2 separate regions of the Homo sapiens genome follow, and region 1 is linked to region 2. A link is an interaction called in ENCODE POLR2A ChIA-PET data of the cell type or tissue named here. Cell type or tissue: PC-9. All regions are shown on one strand. Each heading gives the region's core, and the rest is flanking DNA. Links, peaks and the distances in the headings are about the cores only. Region 1 overlaps ARHGAP10 (Rho GTPase activating protein 10). Region 2 holds the start of LOC102724672 (a long non-coding RNA gene).

What was found. ChIA-PET counts read pairs that join two places held together with the same protein. Peaks named below come from ENCODE experiments on the same cell type or tissue, not always from the same donor. Only the 100,000 strongest peaks of a DNase experiment are listed, where the experiment ranks them.
Region 1: POLR2A ChIA-PET joins it to region 2 with 10 read pairs; 3 of 35 experiments call an interaction of 5 or more read pairs at or near these places.

Annotation. Positions count from the first base shown.
Region 1 is chr4:147,931,483-147,943,779 of GRCh38, reverse strand. It overlaps ARHGAP10 (Rho GTPase activating protein 10), which reads right to left. Exons shown (of 23, transcript NM_024605.4): 14 at 3,881-3,955. Among named protein-coding and RNA genes, the nearest start is that of MIR4799, 160 kb to the right of the region's middle. RefSeq lists an enhancer at 9,545-10,044. In PC-9, for the core only: no CTCF peak of the experiment used is centred there; no DNase peak of the experiment used is centred there.
Region 2 is chr4:148,214,202-148,222,201 of GRCh38, reverse strand. The region is part of intron 3 of NR3C2 (nuclear receptor subfamily 3 group C member 2); the gene reads left to right. It overlaps LOC102724672 (a long non-coding RNA gene), which reads right to left and starts at 3,018. Exons shown (of 5, transcript XR_007058324.1): 1 at 2,477-3,018; 2 at 1,164-1,267; 3 at 987-1,052. In PC-9, for the core only: no CTCF peak of the experiment used is centred there; no DNase peak of the experiment used is centred there.

The DNA of each region.
Region 1 (12,297 bases), core at 2,650-10,649, 280 kb after region 2:
TAATAATTATTTGGGATTCAAATGTGAAAATACATTTGGAGGGTTCATTCAGAATACATGTTCTACCATAAGAAAGATAAAAACAATTTGCTTCCTTTCTGACCAAGGAAGGACACTTTATGGGTTTGTTAAAAATCTAAACTAACAAGCACAGATAAAAAGAGTTGACTTTTTATTTGGGTGAATGTTTCACGCTTACGTAACCACTGGTCATTTTTTTGAAACTGAAAATCTGCAGTCCAACCTAAATGCAAAGTGCAATTTTATGCAGCTGCTAGCACCCTACTCAACACTGACTTAGGTCCAATTTTAAAGTACTTGAAAAAGCACAGTGAATGGATGAATTTTGAAAATATGTTTTATACTTTTCAGCTACGTTAGTTCACTTTTTTCCCCAATCTATGCAACAAAGCTGTCCTACAAAGGAAACAAGGTAATGGTTTTCAAGTAAAACTCTTCTCATTTCTTGTTTTCTGTGGTTTTATGTGTGAAAATAAGGTCATCCAGCCCTTCTTGCAAATCAGATTTAGAATTAACCACTGAGCTCACCAGACCACACAAACTACTACCACATTTTCTCACAATTTCCTCTTCTTCCACTCTGATGTTTTAAACTAAAGTAGGGAAGAAGGAAGAATGTATAACAATTCTACCTCGTATCAGTTCTAATCTACCATGAACTATTGTAATTGATATTTTACATTCTCACTCCATTTACTAAAAAACCATGACTCACCTAAAGACAACTCATCTGATATTTCTCCCTGCCTTTCCAAACTGTGCTAAGTTTCTACTTTACAAAAACAATAACAACTTCTACCAAATCTGTGCGCCCTGTCTTAGAGGCTGCAAAGGGGAAGAAAAAGGCAGGCATCTGCTTATATGGGCATGTTCTTTCAGCAGCTTAAGAAGCTTGGTCCAGGGAAAGGCTTAGAGGCTGCTGGAAATCCAGCGGATAGCTGCCTTAGGCTCCCAGAGGGGAAGACAACTAAGAATACCCTCTCATCACCGGATGGAGGAAGGCAGCTGCCTGCTCCTTTACCTGGCCTCGAGGAGAATAACTGCCTCTCTATTTAGACAGTTTTCTATGGTCAATGTCATTGCTATTTCATGCCAGCTGGGAATTAGGGGAGAAGGAAAGAAGGGGGAGAGAATAAAGAGGATAAGGAGGGAACAAAGGGGCAGGAGAAGGAGGACGGAGAGAAGGATAGTGGAAAGAAACATTTTGCTATTTTAATATGAAATATGAAGGGAAAAAACATACCAGAAAAAAGAGACAAGTGAAAAAACATGCAAGAGATTAAGCATATACCCTTTTAGAAATCATTATAAACTTTTACATGAGTATTTAAATAAGACTTAAAACACTTTAACAAACAATACAAAGTACTTTGTGTAAAAATGGCAATAAAAAATTCTAAAGTAAATAATTAGCTCTCAAGAACTACAGAGAATTGGATAAATGGCAGCTCTCCTCAAAAAATAGTACATGGCTTGGGACTGTTTCTCAAATACTTAAAAATTAAATTATTTCCCATTTCTACAAAGACAATGCATTACAAACAAAATGTTCCTTGAAAAAATTCAAATTTGAAATAAACCTATTACCTGCAGGAATAATAATAAACACTAATTGCTTTAAAAAAGCAAAGTTAAAAACTTGGCAGACCCACACAATTTTTTCCTCTTCAGGATATACATGTAACCCTCTAACAATGAGCAAAATGGGAAAAGTTGGAGAAAAAAATGCCCCTAAGATTATGTAGACATGACTATTCAAAACTCTAAAACCCTTTTTTTGGAAGAGGCGTTAAATTATTTCCATTTGAACACTCAATCAGTGTTCAATATGAAGGGAAAAAACACACCAGAAAAAAGAGACAAGTCCACTCCATCAGAATAAAAGGAAAGAAATAAGGAAACATTTAAGTGATTAGGAAATAGCAAATAAATATATTTTGTCAAGGGCTAAGGTTTGTATTGGTAGCATAAGGTAATAAGAAAATGGTATTAATGCTAATGAAAATCCAAAGTTTTTGACTGATAATCTTAAATTCACACTAGGAATTATTTATAGATTACTCAAAACAAATGTATATTGTGTAACCCTCTTAAATGAATGGCTTAATGAGGAGGTAACAAGTCAGTATCTGTCTCACATCAATTCTCTAACTTTCCTCTGATTGCAGAATGGTATTACTGAAAACATAAGCATTTCCCTTGCCAGCAATATGTGTGAGGTTGTGTCACACTCATGTCCTGGGCTTCTCTACTCTGAGGCCCATGAAAAGTAAAAACAGTTTTCCAGGTCACGAATTTTTTGAGGGTTTAGATATTTAAAAACACCTTGTAAGTTAAGGACTGGCTTGGGACATTTCCCATGAGCAGAGCAAACTACCACGCTGAGTTTAGCAATGCTGTACACGTAGAATTTTATGAGATGACCAACAAATTTTGAGACAGCTTAGCACTTCAAGGTGACCACAGAAAAACCCTTGTTCAAACTTTCCTTGAACAGGAACAAGATGATAATAAAAATAATGCCAGGTCCTTAGGACCAATTTACCAGCAAAATGTGCCTTTCAGTCCACATTTCCCATTCTGTTATCAATATACTCTTCCAGTTCTAATCATCATAACACCATCTTGGAAATGAAAGAAGTGATTCCAATTTTAAAATTAAGTAAAAGCAGATGCTGTACTCCCATTAAATTCTTCCAGCTGCTACTGAACCACTGGCAACCTGAGTCTATTTAATTTGGAGACCACTATTGGTAAAAAGGAAAATCTGACTGCCAAAATTGCACACCCAAGTTAAACCAGAGAGGCAGAAAATGAAAACAGCTTATGGAAGTGAATGTATTCTAATAAGGCTCTCCAACTGATGACGGGCAATTTCTCCTGTGGTTAATAGCTTATAAAAGATTGTTGCTTATTAAATCCTTAATTCAAATATAGGCAAACAAGCAATCCTATCTGTAGCATGGCAGTTGATTTTATTCAACTTGGCTCATGCTTCCTAAAAATGACTCTTTGCTGTAATGTTTTAAGATGCAGACAGGTTGGAATGCATTCACAGCACACCTGAGGGCATTGTTAATATTGATTAATTAAAGTAAGGTATCAAATAAATTAATATGTAGCAAGATCATAATGACAGATTGGTTTGATACACAGGCCCTCTAGCCTGATGAGTTATCATCACTCTTCAAGAGGCAGCCTGTTTTGGGGTGGGGGAGAAGTGGAGTGTCTTACAGGTGGCAATGAACTGACAGCAGTGTGTAATGTAAAAGCGCTTTGTCATTCACATAATGTCTGGGGTAATGAAATGAATTCACTTTCTGGCTTCCTCTAGTCTGCGATGCCAAAGAACACTGTGTTATCAGCACAGATGGAGCATGCATGGTTCTGGAGGAGAGCCTGGTGTGAACTACAAACAAGCCACTGTGAATACCAATGAATCCCTGAGAATCAGACCCTTGCTGTCAAATGACAGTTTTGGAAGCTCCATAAAAATGAGCGAGTCCCAGTGGTCTTGTCCAACCAAATGTACTGTCACAATTCTGGACAGGCTATTTGGAAGCCACGCAAATCATAGAGGCCTGACTGCCACTTCCCTGTGAGAAGCAAGCACAGGAAGATAGTCAACCAGGGGGTGCATTCTTTTTTCATTTCTTAATAAGAGGTAATAGACAATCTATGCTGATGCAAATACTAATCTACTTCTGTGGGTCAATTGTCTCTGCTCAGCAGAAAACTCCTGTAGAAAGTAGAGGAATGGAATGACAAGTATTCTCTACATTATTATGAAATATTAAGCTGTGAAGTCAATGAACATACACAAATAACACATGGAAAAATGATTAGAAAAGAGGCATACCCATCAACATACTCAGAAGTCTCTGGACCTTTGAACTCACCCCCACAACTCTGTACAATCCTTGGTCATTTATACCTATGGGAAGAAACAAACTATTAGCAAAATAGAAGACTATCATATTTTAAAAGCCATCAAACAGTTGCATTCAAAATCTTTGCTAACTAACATTAGCAGCATTCCTGTTAACTATAAAAATAACCTTTGAAAAAATCAAGTGTTTAACAACTTGTTTTACTAGCTTTTTATCTGTAAGTTGTGGTTAAAAAAATAATCTCAGCAAACAATGTTCCATGTGGACAAAAATGAAATGCCTCAATGTTAGTAAGTTAGTTAAGTATCATGGATACATTGAAATGAATACCAATCCAATTTGTAAAGATGCACTAAAACTTTTATGTTTACTGTATTTACTTGTTTACATTTTTCTTCAAAAGTTTTAGCCTTTTAAAAATACGGTGATGATTAGTACATAGAAATCATTGTTTGGATGATTTCTGAAAACCATAGAAATTCATTCAAAACTAAAGCAAAACTGTAATTTTTTTTAAAGTTGTTACATGTCCTGTCCAGTGAGGAGCTGTGAAACTTCAAATCAATATCACCACAAAGTATACTGCAAAATGAACCAAATCAATGCATCCTCTCTCTCTACAGAGATCTGAAAACAAATTGTCCCTGAAAACAAGAGACATATAAAAGAAAATGTATTGTCAAACCTAATTTGGTATGCTGAACAAATATCCTTATCATTTGCATTCTGATCTGAACAAATCAATGACGAAAAGACATTTTTGATGCAATTAGCAAACTGAGTAGCATTAAGGGTAAGAAAATCTCCATTTGTTTAAAGTTGCATCCTGAAAGGGTTAAAAGTAACCTTACATTTGCTTTAAGAGGGAAAAAGGGATAGATGAAACAACTGTGGCAAAATCTTGATAATTATTGAATCTGGATGAGAATATGGGAATTCATTATACCAATCTCTCTACTTTTTTATGCTTGAAAATTTTCATAATAATGACTTCCAAAAAATGTGACTTATATTTACTTCTCAAATGAGTTGCAGCTTTCTGGCTGTGTGTTTATTTTCTCCGCTACGAATGTTAAAGGTAACAAGAACACAACTGGCTGACAGGCAGATGATGCCTCTAATCCCCAAAGTTTCCAAAACAGAATAACACAACAAAAGGCCATGGAATTTGACCACGAGGGTTTACTTTCTTTTCACCTCCCTGCTCGGAGTGATGAAAAGAATACTAGTCAGAGTCTAAAGAATTGGATTCAAGTCAGTTCAGTCACTCATGAGGAAGAGAGGAAACCTCTCGGAGTCTCTATGCTGTATCTGAGATCAAGGACTGCATCCTATACCCTATGTTATGCTGGGAGGGAAATGAGATGATACTAACACATGTCCTACAGATTGTAACTCACAGCACACACACAAAAGCATTCATTCTTCCTTGTCAAGTTTTGTTCCTTCTTTTTCTCTTTGCTTTTTTTAAAAATTATAGTTACATATACTATTTTTTTTAACTTTTAAGTTCAGGGGTACATGTACAGGTTTGTTACATAGATAATAAACCTGTGTCATGGCATTTGTTGTACAGACTATTTCATCACCCAGGTACTAAGCCTAGTACTCATTAATTATTCTTCCTGATCCCCTCCCTTTTCCCACCCTCCACCCTCCCATAGGCCTCAGTATGTGTTGTTCTCCTCTATGTGTCCACGAGTTCTCATCATTTAGCTCCCACTTATAAGTGAGAACATGCAGTGTTTGGTTTTCTATTCCTGCATTACTTTGCTAAGGATAATGGCCTCCACTTCCATCCATGTCCCAGCAAAGGACATGATCCTCGTTCCTTTTTAGGGCTGCATAGTAGTCCGTGGTACTTTATGTACCACATTTTGTTTCTTTTGGAGATGGAGTTTCACTCTTGTTGCCCAGGCTGGAGTACAATGGAGCAATCTCGGCTCACTGCAACCTCCACCTCACAGGTTCAAGTGATTCTCCTGTCTCAGCCTCCCAAGTAGCTGGGATTACAGGCATATGCCACCACACCCAGCTAATTTTGTATTTTTAGTAGAGATGGGGTTTCACCATGTTGGTCAGGCTCATCTTGAACTTCTGACCTCAGGTGATCCGCCTGCCTCCGCCTCCCAAAGTGCTGGGATTACAGGCATGAGCCAATACGCCTGACCCCACATTTTCTTTATCCAGTCTATCACTGATGGGCATTTAGGCTGAGTCCATGTCTTTGCTATTGTGAGTAGGGCTGCAATGAATATACATGTGCATGTGTGTGTATAACAGGACGATTTATATTACTGGGTATATACCCAAAGGAATATAAATCCTCTTTGCTTTTTATTCCTTATTTTTTAAGTTTTACAAATGTCCTATTTTTCCTTCTGTTATAGGCTGAATTGTATCCCCACAAATTCATCTGTTGACGTCCTAATCCTCAGTACTTCCAAATGTGACTGTATTTAGAAATAAGGTCTTGAAAAAAAAAGTAATTAAATTAAAATGAGGTCACCAGGGTGGGCACAAATCCACCATGACTGGAGGCCTTGTAAGAAGAGATGAAGACACAGACATGTACAGAGGGGGACCATGAGAAGACACAGGGAGAAGACAGCTATCCCCATGCCAGAGAGAGGCCTCAGAAGAAATTAACCCTGCTGATAGCTTAATATTGGACTTGTAGCCCCCAGAATTGTGAGAAAATTGATTTCTATTGTTTATTCAGCAGCCCCCATCCCCAACCTTTTTGGCACCAGGGGCTGGTTTCATGGAAGACAATTTTTCCACCGATTGGGGTGGGGGGGATGGTTTCAGAATGATTCAAGAGCATTACATTTATTATTAGATTCTCATAAGGAGTACAAAACCTAGATCACTCACATGTGCAGTTCACAATAGGGTTTGCACTCCTATAACAATCTAATGTCGCCACTGATCTGACAGGAGGCGGAGCTGAGGCCATAAGGCTTGCCCACTGCTCACCGCCTGCTGTGAGGCCTGGTTCCTAATAGGCCACGGTCTGGGGATTGGGGACCCCTGATTTAAGTCACCCAGCCTGTGATACTTTATTATGGCAGCCCAAGCAAGCTAATAATTACTCTCCATCTCATTAGAGCTTAAAGAACCAGAAGAGCAAAGGCTAGCCCTTAGTCTACCTAAGTCTACTCAGAACACTAAGGAGTCACAGCATCAGAGACACACCTTCCTGAGGGCGAACATTCAGCAACTATAAGAGAGGAAAAGGGCCGGGCGCGGTGGCTCACGCCTGTAATCCCAGCACTTTGGGAGGCCGAGGCGGGTGGATCATGAGGTCAGGAGATCGAGACCATCCTGGCTAACAAGGTGAAACCCCGTCTCTACTAAAAATACAAAAAAATTAGCCGGGCACGGTGGCGGGCGCCTGTAGTCCCAGCTACTCGGGAGGCTGAGGCAGGAGAATGGCGTGAACCCGGGAAGCGGAGCTTGCAGTGAGCCGAGATTGCGCCACTGCAGTCCGCAGTCCAGCCTGGGCGACAGAGCAAGACTCCATCTCAAAAAAAAAAAAAAAAAAAAAAGAGAGGAAAAGGAGGCCGCACAGCCCTGCCAGGAGTTGGAAAAAAGAAAAGAAAGTTGCTAAGAAACACAAAAATCAGAGACCTTTTGAGCCCGATACAGGAAAAAAGATTGAGCCTCAATCCTTCCTTCTTTTTGGAAGCCAGAAGGGCACATCCAGATAGTTTAAAATACCAGAGGGTTTCAGTACTACTCTAGCTAAGAAAGCTTAAAAAGTTTGACCTCAGTGGTAGAAGCCAAAAGAGCAAATCATACTCTGCATTCAAGCAAACATGCCTCTGTGAAAACGGCCTGAATTATATGGAGAGATGAAATAAGAATGTCACTTCGGCAATAATAATCACTCTGTGCCAGTAATTACTATCAAATAATTGATCAAGTTCAAATTCATCAACCTGAGAGAAGTAATTGCTAATGCATACTGAGAGGTGCAAGGGGGAATTAAAGCTACTCAACACAGTTTCTACATTTTTAAATGAAATTTAAATAAACCTTGCACAAAAGCAGCTTGGAAATCGCACGTAAAATACATACACTCAAGTCTTGTTCGATTTTCTATTTCTTGCTACACTGTTCTCAAAGGCTCTGAACTAAATGAGAGCTGGAACATACTTTTTATCTATGAACACATATATGTTCATATAAAAGGCATCAAATACATCTTAAGGATATAAACCAACCAATATGCCAAGGCATATTAGTGAGTTTATCATGTCCTTTTCCAGCTTCTTTTCCAAATTTCCCTGTCAACCAAAGGGATCACTATTTCTGATCAACAAGTATTAGAAATTTGAAATCTTTGACTTCTTCCCTGTCACTTTCCAAATGCAACAAGTCAATGTCCACTCTTTCTTCAAACTTCAGACTAATGTCTGCCTCTTCAACACAGTCCTGAATTTCATGCACACACATTTATTACGGAATCCCTAAAAAGAAACACACAACTATAATCCATTCTGAACACTGTCTTCTATCTTTTTATTTTCAAACCACTATTATTATCTAATGTCCCCTGGATCCCCATTTAAGAGCCAGCCTTCAGATCCAGCCCACATCCTCTAGCCTTAACAAGTATGTAAGGCACACACACGCACACATCCATGACGGGCCTCACCTCATCTTCCTACAGGGACTGCAGTGTATTCAACTTAATCACAACAGACAGCTCGACCATCACCCACAAATAACCAAGTTCATTGCATCCTCTGCGGCTACATTCAGGCTGAAGTCTCCCCAGCAGGAATGCTCTTCCCCTTCTCTTCACAGATTTATTCAACTGTCATATATTTATTCATCAGATATGTGCCAGGTGCTATTCTGGTTGCCCAAGATTCGACAGTGAGTAAAATTCCCATCTAAACCTTCAAAACCGGATAAAAATCCCCTTTTTGACACCAGCCCACAGTGATACTCCCTTCTTCTAAACATAACTCATAATTGATTCCTTTTAATTTAACACTTGATTACATTTAAAATTTTTTATTTTTAAGGCAGGGTCTCATTCTGTCACCCAGGTGGAATGCAGTGGTGTGATAACAGCTCTCTGCAGCCTTGACCTCCTTGGATCAAGCCATCCTCCCATGTCAGCCCCTCGACTAGCTGGGACTACAAGCACATGCTACCACACTAGGCTGAATCTATTTTTTGTAGAGAGCGGGTCTCACTATGTTGCCTGGGCTGGTCTCAAACTCCTGGTGCAAGTGGTCCTACTGCCTCAGGGCATCCCAAAGTGCTGGGATTACAGGCAAGAGCCACTGCACCCACCAGGGTACATCTTAAAACAAGTCCACAATCTTAGTCACAACTCCCAAAATCAAAAGCGTTAACGGATAGAGGAGTGGCATCACCAAGATGGTGGCACAGAAAGTAACCTGCTCATATCCCCATATGACAGTAAGAATTCTGCATCCATCCACCATCAAAGTCTCTCTGTGGGAATCTCAGGATTCAGGTAAAAGTTTGTGAAACCTTGGTGGAGCCCAAGACCTGGGAGGGTCACTTTGAGAGTGCAGACCAACATCCAGGTGGCTGATGTGCCACAAGCTTGCTCCTAGATTCAAGCTTGACAATGGTCCAGTCCTCCAAGGGACTTAGCTACAGCCCTCTTTGGCCTTGAGCCTGCAGTTGAAACTATCTGCCAAGGGGTCCAAAAGGAATCTTGCACACTGGTGCTTTGGCAGAAAGGTTCGTCTGCATACTAACAGTGGTCTCAGCAGTGAACCTGAGACTTGCCCTGTGGCTTGGCTCCAGGGCCCCTCAGCCAAGGTCCCAACTCAGAGCTGCTTGCACAGGGACCCAGAGGGAAACTCACCCATGTCTCGCAGCCTGGGAGCCTGAGGCTTCCAGATGGGCTTGCCAACCTCTGCCCCACAACAGATCCTAAGGGGACCCAGGCTCAGCTCCCGCCCCTCCCACTGCAATCAGGGAACAATCTCATGTTGAGACCTACTATGAGACATACACCCAAAGAGCCTGGCTCTCCAGCCTCTGCCCCACAGCAGATACCAAGAGGGCCTCATATCAACTCCAGCCCATTCTGCTATAGTCAGAAATTCATCCCACCCATGCAGAGACCTGCTGGGAGACACATCCATCTGGGCCACTAGAACAGTCTTCTGGACTCAGGTCTTGGCCAGTATTCCCACACAGTCCCAGTATCTTTTTTGGGTCTTCCCCAGGTCCATCTGGGGCAGAAAGCCACGTCAACTTCTGAGTCCTGAAGAGACTCGTGGCAAGCCTGGGCTTAGAGCATCCTCTAGTGCTGAGACAGCTACAGTGGTCACAGGCTCAGGAAACCCAAGAGTCAGTCATCTTAGAATCCTGGAAGGCCCTCTGAAGAACAGGCACAAAGCCAGACTGGGTAGATGAAAATAAACAGCTAATCCCTCAATGCACAGACACTGTCACAAGCATCGAGAGCATTCAGGGACTGGCACAGTGGCGAGTGCCTGTAATCCCAGCTACTTGGGAGGCTGAGGGAGAAGGACTGCTTGAGTATAGGAGTTCAAGGCCATAGTGTGCTATGACTGCACCTGTGAATAGTCTCTGGGCTCCATCCTGGGCAACATAGCAAAACCTTGTCCCTAAAAAAATAAACAATTTTTAAAAGAACATTCAGGGAAATATGGCCTCACCTAACAGGCAATATAAGGCACCAGAGACCAACCCTAAAGTGATGAAGACATGCAATCTCTCAAAGAAATTTAAAGAAGATGAGCTTCCTTCTCAACAAACTTCAAGAAAATACAGAAAATCAATTCAGAAATTTATTGGGGAAATTTAACAGAGAGATTGAAATAATTTTTAAAAATCAAAAAGAAATCCTGAAGCTGAAAAAGTATAAATGCATGACCTGAAATCAGGTTATTTAAGTATTTTTTCCACTCAGACTGAATGTTCATATTTCACATGTTAAAAGTAATTTCCACACCAAACCTGCCTGGAGATGTAATATTCTATTCAGTGTATGTCCCATATTACCTTTTTATTGTTTTTTCCATTTTTTATCTCCAACTTTTAAGTTCAGAGGTACATGTGCAGGATGTACAGGTTACATAAGTAAACGTGTGCCATAGTGGTTTGCTGCACAGACCATCCCATTACTCAGGTATTAAGCCCAGCATCCATTAGCTATTCTTCCTGAGCCTCTCCCTCCTCCCACCCCCGCCTTCTGACAGGTCCCAGTGTGTGTTGTTCCCCCCATGTGTCCATGTGTTATTATTTAGCTCCCACTTGTAAGTGAAAACATGAGATATTTGGTTTTCTGTTTCTGCATTACTTTGCTAAGAAAAATGGGCTCCAGCTCCATCCATGTCCCTGCAAAGAACATGATCTCATTCCTTTTTATGGCTGCATAGTATTCCATGGTATATTACATGTACGGCATTTTCTTTATCCAGTCTATCATTGATGGGCATTTGGGTTGATTCCATGTCTTTGCAATTGTGAAAAGTAATGTAGTGAACATATGCATGCGTCTTTATAATAAAACAATTTACATTCCTTTGGGTATATACCCAGTAATGGAATTGCTGGGTCAAATGGTATTTCTGCCTCTAGGTCTTTAAGGAATCGCCACTGTCTTCCACAATGGCTGAACTAATTCACACTCCCACCGATAGTGTGTTCCTTTTTCTCCACAATCTCACCAGCATCTGTTTTTTGACTTTTTAATAATAGCCATTCTGACTGGCTTGAGATGGTATCTCATTGTGGTTTTGACTTGCATTTCTCTAATGATTAATGATGTTGAACTTTTTTTTCATATGTTTGTTGGTCACATGTATGTCTTGTCTTGAGAAGTGTCTGTTCATGTCCTTTGCCCACTTTTCAATGAGGTTGTTTTTCTCATTTAAAGTTCCTTATAGATTCTGGATATTACACCTTTGTCAGATGGATAGATTGCAAAAATTTTCTCCCGTTCTGTAGGATGTCTGTTTGCTCTGGTGATAGTTTCTTTTGCTGTGCAGAAGCTCTTTAGTTTAATAAGATCCCATTTGTCAATTTTTGCTTTTGTTGCAATTGCTTTTGGCATCTTCGTCATGAAATCTTTGCCTGTGCCTATGTTCTGAATGATCTATTATCTTTTTTAATTAAAAAGGTCTGAATTCCAAAACACACCTAGCCTTGGAATTTTCAGATGAAGAATCGTGAACCTGTATTCCACCTTCTCTCCAAATACAGAGGTATTGCCTGGAAAGATACTTGGTCAACCTTGGTTTTTGCTTTTAATAGCTTTTATGGTGCCTTGTATAGAATAGGTGGGCACAGAATAGGTATAGCTAGGTTGATCTGACTTGAATTTGATATAGAACTATAGATATAGACTTGGGCCAAA
Region 2 (8,000 bases), core at 1-8,000:
ATGAGGCTTCATTTAATTTCAAGGCAATACAATGTTGGTGTTCCATAGATTAAATAAATGAAAATCCAATTTAGTATCAGTGAATTTGCTTTGGTGTCAATAACAGTCATAGTAATAATTAACACTTAATTATTGCTTATTATGTACCAGATATGGTACAAGATCTTTACATATTATATTAACTATTTTACTATATACACACATACATACACAGACATGTATGCACAAATTTATAAGTTAGGTTACTATAATTATTACATATTAGAGATTGAGATTGTAGCACTTTTTCTTTTTTTTTTTTTTTTTTTAAGACAGAGTCTTGCTCTGTCACCCAGGCTGGAGTGCAATGGTGAGATCTTGGCTCACTGCAACCTCCACCTCTTAGGTTCAACCAATTCTCCTGCTTCAGCCTCCCAAGTAGCTGAGATTACAGGCACCTGCCACCACGCCCAGCTAATTTTTTGTATTTCTAGTAGAGATGGGCTTTCACCATGTTGGCCAGGCTGGTCTCAAATTCCTGGCCTCAAGTGATCCACCTGCCTCGGCCTCCCAAAGTACTGGGATTACAGGCGTGAGCCACCGCACCTGGCCTGTAGCACTTATTCTAAACTGACTTCCCAGTAGAATAAAGATATGTTTTACCTTTAAGTCTTATAGTTAGTAGAGGTTTTATTCATTTCTAGTCTTGATAAATAGAAAAGAAGATAAACGTACATCAATTTTTTGAAGAGGTTTATTCAATCTAGTGCTTCGTTTTTTACCACCAGTTTTCATTTGTAATATTTCATGACATTATTATGATAATTAAAGAGTCCTTTTCTCTCTGACAGTGAAGTACAGTGAATGAGAAAGAATTGTTCTATGAGTTGTACGTCCACTTTATGTGACTTTATAAAGCTACTACTCTGGAAATCCTGAGATTTAACAGATATATTCATAAATAAATTATTGATAGGTTCACATAGTAATAAAGGCTTACAGTTTACCTTTTAAACGCTTCAGCCACTGTATTCTGACAAAAATGTCCCAGGAGATAGATGAGCAAGCTGACACTGAGGGAGATATAAGGAAACATAATCGCAGAGGCGGTCTGTTTGAGCCCCATATAATGTACAGAGTTTAACAGATTTTCAACAATAATCTCATCAGAAATTTGGTCTCACCCCCAGATATTCTTGGTACATGTTTCAGTTGCTAGCTTCTTCATTTTACTCCTCTTAGCATGTGATGGCAAGGGCCTCAAAGCCTTCAGAAATGTTGGTTGAGTCTGAATTAAGGAAGCAGATGTTAAAAACCTTGTGTGTTGCACCTCTCCTTGGATTCTACAATGAAGCTTTCATTTGATTTTTAGAGATTGGTTGATTGACTTTGGCATATGGAAATGTTTTCTCTTTTTTTCTTTTTTAGAGATAGGGTCTCACTCTGTCACCCAGGCTGGAGTGCAGTGGCACAATCATGGCTTACTGCAGCCTTGACCTCCTGGGCTCAAGCCATCCTCCCCCCTCAGTTTCCCAAGTGCCTGAGACTACAGATGCACATCACCTGGCTAATTTTTAATTGTAGAGACAGCGTCTCGCTATGTTGCCCAGGCATGTCTCAAACTCCTGTGCTCAGGTGATCCTCCCACCTTGGCGTCTCAAAGCGCTGGGATTACAGGCACGAGCCACCATGCCTGGCCAGGAAATGTTTTCTGATGGTTTCTATAATCAGAAGTCAGTCCACTATTTCCTTAACTTATGGTTTCTCTCCCTCTGTTGTTCTTAAGCCTTTTAGTTACAGGATTTCTTCATGCTTTTAAAAATTATTGAAGATCTGGCTGGATGCAGTGGCTCACACCTGTAATCCCAGTACTTTGGAAGGCTGAGGTGGCAGGATCACTTGAGGCCAGGAGTTCAAGACCAGACTGGGCAACATAGTGAGACCCCGTCTCTACAAAAAAATTAAAACATTATCTGGGTTTGGTGGTGCGTGCCTGTGGTCTCAGTTACTTGGGAGGCTGAGGTGGGAGGATCACGTGAACCCAGTAGTTTGAGACTGCAGTGAGCAATGATTGCACCACTGCACTCCAGCCTGGGGGACACAGTGAGACCCGGTCTTAAAAGAAAAAAAAAATTAGCTGGGTGTAGTGGTGTATACCTGTGGTCCTAACTACTTAGGAGGCTGAGGTGTGAGAGCTGCTTGAGCCTGGGAAGTTGAGGCTGCAGTGAGCTATGTTTGCAGCACTGCACTCCAGTTTGGGTGACAGAGTGAGACTCTGTCTCAAACAAAGAAAAAATTATTGAAAATCCCAAAGAGCTTTTATTTATGTAAGTTATAGCTATTGACATTTTTTGTGCTAGAAATTAAAAGACATTTTAAAAATGTATGTTAATTCCTTTAAAAATAACAATAAAACTCATCGCATATTAACGTATATTTTCTGAAATAAAATTTTTAAAATAATGAGAAAATGCCGTTGTTTTATATCTTTGCAAACCTTTCCAACATCTGGTTAATAGAAGACATCTGGATTCTTCTGTTGTTTTGAAGTATATGAAGAAAATTGGCCTCACACAGACATGTAGCTGCAAAAGAGAGGAGTATTTTAAGAGCCTTTTCAGATAATTGTGAACACTTCTTGTAGCCACTAGAAAACTCTATTGTATACTCATAAAAGCATGAGAATGAAAAGGGCAATTAATGTCTAAGTATAATTATGAAAATACTTTTGACTTCTTGAACCCCCATAACAGTCCCTGAGACCCTGGGCCACAATTTGAGAACCCTTGTTCTAGCTCACAAATGAAAGATCATTTAATTTTAGAGTTCCAGGCAAAGTTAAAGACATTAATTAGGAACTTGTATTCAAAATATATAAATTACCCCTAGAACTCCATAATAAGATGACAACTCTTTTAGATAAAAGATTTGAGTAGACGTGCATAATCTACATGTCACAAAGGAGATACATAAATGGCTAATAATCACATGAAAAGATATTCAATGTCTTTAGTCATTAAGGAATTACAAAATAAAACCATAATGAGATGTAATTTCACATACACTAAGAGGCTACAATAACAATACTTTTTAAACAACAGTACTAAGTTTTGGTGAGGTTATGGAAAAACACGTCATATATTGCTGGTGGAAATGTAAAATGGTGTAGCCAGCATGGAAAATGATTTGGCAGTTTCTTAAAATATTAAACATACACTTAACCTAAGATCCAGCAATTCCACTTCTACATATCTACCCAAGAAAAATGAAAATGTATGCCCATACAAAGATTTATATTCAATACAAGAAAAACTTGGGAACAATCAGATGCCAATTGGTAAATGTAAAAACAACATGGTATATCCACATAATGGAATACTGTTCAGCACGCACTGCAACATGAGTGAACCTCAAGCATTGTGCTAAGTGAAAAACACCAAAAACAAAATACTCCATATTATATGATTTCAATTATATGAAGTGTCCAGAAAGACCAACCTAAAGAGACAGAAACTAGATTAGTAGTTGACTGGGGAGTGGGAACAGGAATTAACTGCAGATGGGCAGAAGAGACCTTTTTAGGGCAATGGCAGTACTAAAAAACTGGATTGTGACAATGGTTATGAAGCTCTGTAAATTGACTAATTGGGCACTTAAAATGGGGAAAAATAACTTCTATGTTTAAAAAAAAATGTGTACTTGAAAAATAAGATGGAGGAAGTACACCAAAATGTTAACCAAACCAAAACAATAAAACCACTAGGTGAATATGGGATTCTTGTTGCCAGTAAGATAATATGTGTTTATGTTCTATAGCCTTTTGGCTATAGAGACAGTAGCATTTCCTATGATTTTGCAGACTCCTTCATCATTTATATGATAGACTATTCAACTATAATATGTTGGTTTTTAAGGCTTCTGTTTGAACTATGTTTTCAACTTTTTCCTGATATTGCCAAAGGTGTTCTTGTCACTAAGATCTTATTTCTATTTGTTCTCATTAATGCAACAGCTATCAACTGTAGCTATGATATTTACCTTTGTTTTCGTACTTAGACTTATAGCAAATTCACAGCCTTAACACACTGCAGACACTGGACTCCTAGTGTCTTAAGAGGTTGAAATCAAATGTTGGTAACTTTTTCTTTTATACTACTCTGCTGAAGTTACCTTTTAGAAAATTAAAACAAGACAACAAAACTATTTATCTGATGGAGTAAACCTCCCAGCGATTATAGACATGTAGTTACAGTAGATTTGCCTTGGTTTTAAAAGGTTTTCATTGTCCTTATGTTCAAAGATACCACTGTTGAAAGTTCTCACTAGTGGCTACAAGGGTTCATTACGAAGGCTGCAGTCCATTACACATGGGTTCTGCCTGCTGTTTAGAGTTCTTCTCCTTGTCTTCTCAGTTTATAGCTCTAGGCTTTTTGAGTACTTGATTTACAGCAAATACTCAAGCCCAGTCAGAGGGTGGAAAACTTTAGACTATTCTTTTTCGCAGAATTCACTATTCTGGATCCACATTTGGTGTTAGAAAAATGTAAATGGATAAGAGGAGAGAAACATCAACTGGGGTCAAAAGACAGCAGGGGCAAACCAGCATAGGTCAGCAAAAAGAAAAGATGGAAAGAGGAAGGACCTCCATTGGTAGGATGAGACTACAATAGCAGAGTGGATCTGTTTTGGGAAGACTTAATTAAATAGGACAGTCATGTCATTCCAGTGAGTTCCAAAGACTCCATTGCACAAGTAGCCTCTTAGGGAAGTTCAGGAAGGTATGACTGGCCCTGTCCCAAGGCTGAAAATCTCTGAGGTGTAAGTACCAGGTGGGGATCTGTGGGAAATGAGAGATTTTTCCTGTGCATGTCCTAAGAGTTTTCTGTATTCGTATTCTGAAATGGAAGCATAGTTCTCTGGACAGATTGCCTTCCTGTGTGGTTTCCACTAGGTTAGGTCTGGCAAGGGAGGTCAACAGAAGCTTCATATGGTGAGTTTTCTCCCAGCCAGAGACTTAAATACTTTCCAGAGCTGTAGCGGGGAACTCTGACCACGGGGAACCCATTGCAGTCATGCAAATAAGTGCTTTGCCACAAGTCAGGTTGGTTTATCTATGCTTATTCTGTTAAAACATACTATATAAAGTTCTTAAGTGTCATTTGTATTGTCTTTACTAGCTGTCTTGCCACTTTTTGCTCTTGATATAATTTAACTTTCAGTTTCAGTTCACGTTTGGCTTATCCCCAGCTCTGTGGTGGTGGCTTTCAGCAAATGTGGCTTTGGTAAAAAAGACTTTGGCCACCATCTAAGACTTAGCTGCTTGTGGGTCTGATCTGTAATTTGATACCTTTGGAGACCGTACCTCTGGTTGTGATCATGAGCTAGGTAACATGTTCAGATAGCAGGGTGATTTGACATTCAAGATAAATAAGTTGTTTATCAGTAGGACCATGTCTGATACTACTTAGTCAACAAAGCAAAGATCTGGGCATATAGTAGGTCCCAACTGTTCTCCAGAAACATTTGTGGGAAATGTCTTTTTTAAGTATAAAGATGCCTGGGTACCATGTCTGATTTAATAAATTGAAAGGATTTAATAAATTGAAAGTATTTTGAAAAGTTTCCAGTAAGGTTCTGATACCCAGCCAAGGCTAAGAACTGCTATATGCACATGTGGCCCTCAGAGTGTAGCAAGGGTGCCAGAGCCTGTCTGCTTGGGCTCAAATCTTGGCTCTTTCATTTACTCTCGGCAAACACTTAGGCAAGTTACTTCACTGCTCCCAGCCTCAGTGTTCTCATACGTAAAATGGAGATGCTAAGACTGTTTCATGGGATTGTTATCTTAGTTAAATGATCCAATAAAGTGCTTAAGCACACTTTTGACTTCGGCAGTTGACCAGGAAATGCTATTTCTTCTTTGGTCATTATCCTAGATCAGGGACCAGATCTGGCCCCCTGACTATTTTTGTACTGGGAACTAAATGGTTGGGGGGGTGGTGGGGAGTCAAAAATATTTTGTGATATGTTAAAATACATGAAATCCACATTTCAGTGTTAATAAATAAAGTTTTATTGGAACAGAGCCATACTCATTCATTTATATATCATCTATGGTTGCTTTCCCATTATAATGACATAGTTGAGTAGTTGTGACAGAAACTATGTCTCACACTTTGGGAGGCCAAGGCGGTTGAATCACAAGGTCAGGAGATCACGACCATCCTGGCTAATGCAGTGAAATCCCATCTCTACTAAAAACACACACACACAAAAAAAATAGCTAGGCGTGGTGGTGGGCGCCTATAGTCCCAGCTACTCAGGAGGCTGAGGCAGGGGAATTGGTTGAACCCAGGAGGCAGGGCTTGCAGTGAGCTGAGATCGAGCCACTGCACTATGGCCTGGGCGACAGAACAAGACTCCATCTCAAAAAAAAAAAAAAAAACTATGCCTCAAAAAGCCTAAAATATTTACTATTTAACCCCTTTGGAGATCTCCTAGATCTTTGCAGTGTTCAGAGCCTAACAGGTTAATTGTCACCTTTCTCAAATGGACAAAAGAATGAGGAAGACTTTTCACTTGATGTTCTCATGTTTTTGGTGCCAGTGTTACTTTCCAGGGTATGTTGAAGGGCACATAAATTCAATAGCTATTTTAACCTCAGTGTTACAAATGCATATCCTTGGTCACGTGTGGCATTGCTGTGATGCAGTTTAATGAATTACCTCCACCTTCTCCATACTGTTTATCCACAGCTCTCCATACTGTTTATCCTCAGCATTTGCTTCCTCATAAGGAAAGCCCGGATCAGCTTCTGTTAGCTTGCCCAGCAGTCACCACCAGCATGCAGCAGCAGTTCATGGATAAACGCCTCAAGGGCATTTAATAACATTGCAGTTTAGTGAACTAGAATAGTTTTCCAGAGAACTGAGTGTCAATTTTAATGTTTTTTTCCTGATACTTTATGAAACACCAGAGGCATCTAGCTGTGAATCCCAAGGACATAAGGGTAACACCATTCAGGGACATGCCTGTATTCTGGATGCCTTGTTTTCCCTTTTCATACCCCGAACAGACTTTGTGTTATTTATCCGAATGCCAGCTTCCAGGATTTGTTTTTCATGCTTAGGCATAAAGATAAGAATCCAAACACGGAGGGAAATAGAAGGCTAGAATCCTGCCCAGTAGGGCTTCGGTGGAGAATGTACTCCTTACCCAGGCCCCCATCCCCTTGTTGAAGGCTGCACGCAGCCCCAGGCTGCATGCCTGGGTGCTCTTGTCCTTTCAAGGCTCTTAATCTGATTTCTCCAGATTGAAATCAAGCCAGCCAAGATGTTTTGTTTGGCCTGCATAATTTTTTTAACGTTTTTAATTATTTGCCAATATTTAAAAATGGGGAGATTTCATATAAACTCTCGACGTCCAGCCTCTCCTGAAGTAGTGAAAGGTCTGGCAACACGGAGCCTGCATTCCAGCATGCCAGCCATTGGCAAGCCCTGAGCAGCAGCTGTAGCAGCTGCTCTTTCCTTGAGCCAGGGCGTGCAGGCTCCTGCTGCCTCACTCATTTCATCATCTCATGGCTCAGCTCTGTGGCAAGATGCTGGATCCCACATTTCCTAGATGCGGCTCAGGTAGCTTCTCAGGAGCAGTCTTCTCTTCCCTGTTTTCTTAGTTATAGGTAATTTTCAGTTGTCCATCTGAATGGCTAAATGGTCATGGAGCCAAATGCATTCATGGGGACCTAGATCATGATTTGGAAAATTTTTATTTTTGTTTTTAGGTTGAAAAGACAACCCAAATTGTGGAAAGTGGGTATATAACATAGTTGTTGTATTACTCTGTTTTCCTTTTTAAAAAAAAAAACTCTTCAAAAACACCAATAAAAACTGCCTAGACAATATGGTATGTAGACTGACAAACAGGAGATCTTTCTTAGCTTAAGGCCCAACTTTAGAATCAATATTAATAGCTAAGTTATTTAGCAACCTATTCTGCTAAGCACTGCCCTTGGCATCTGAAAATGT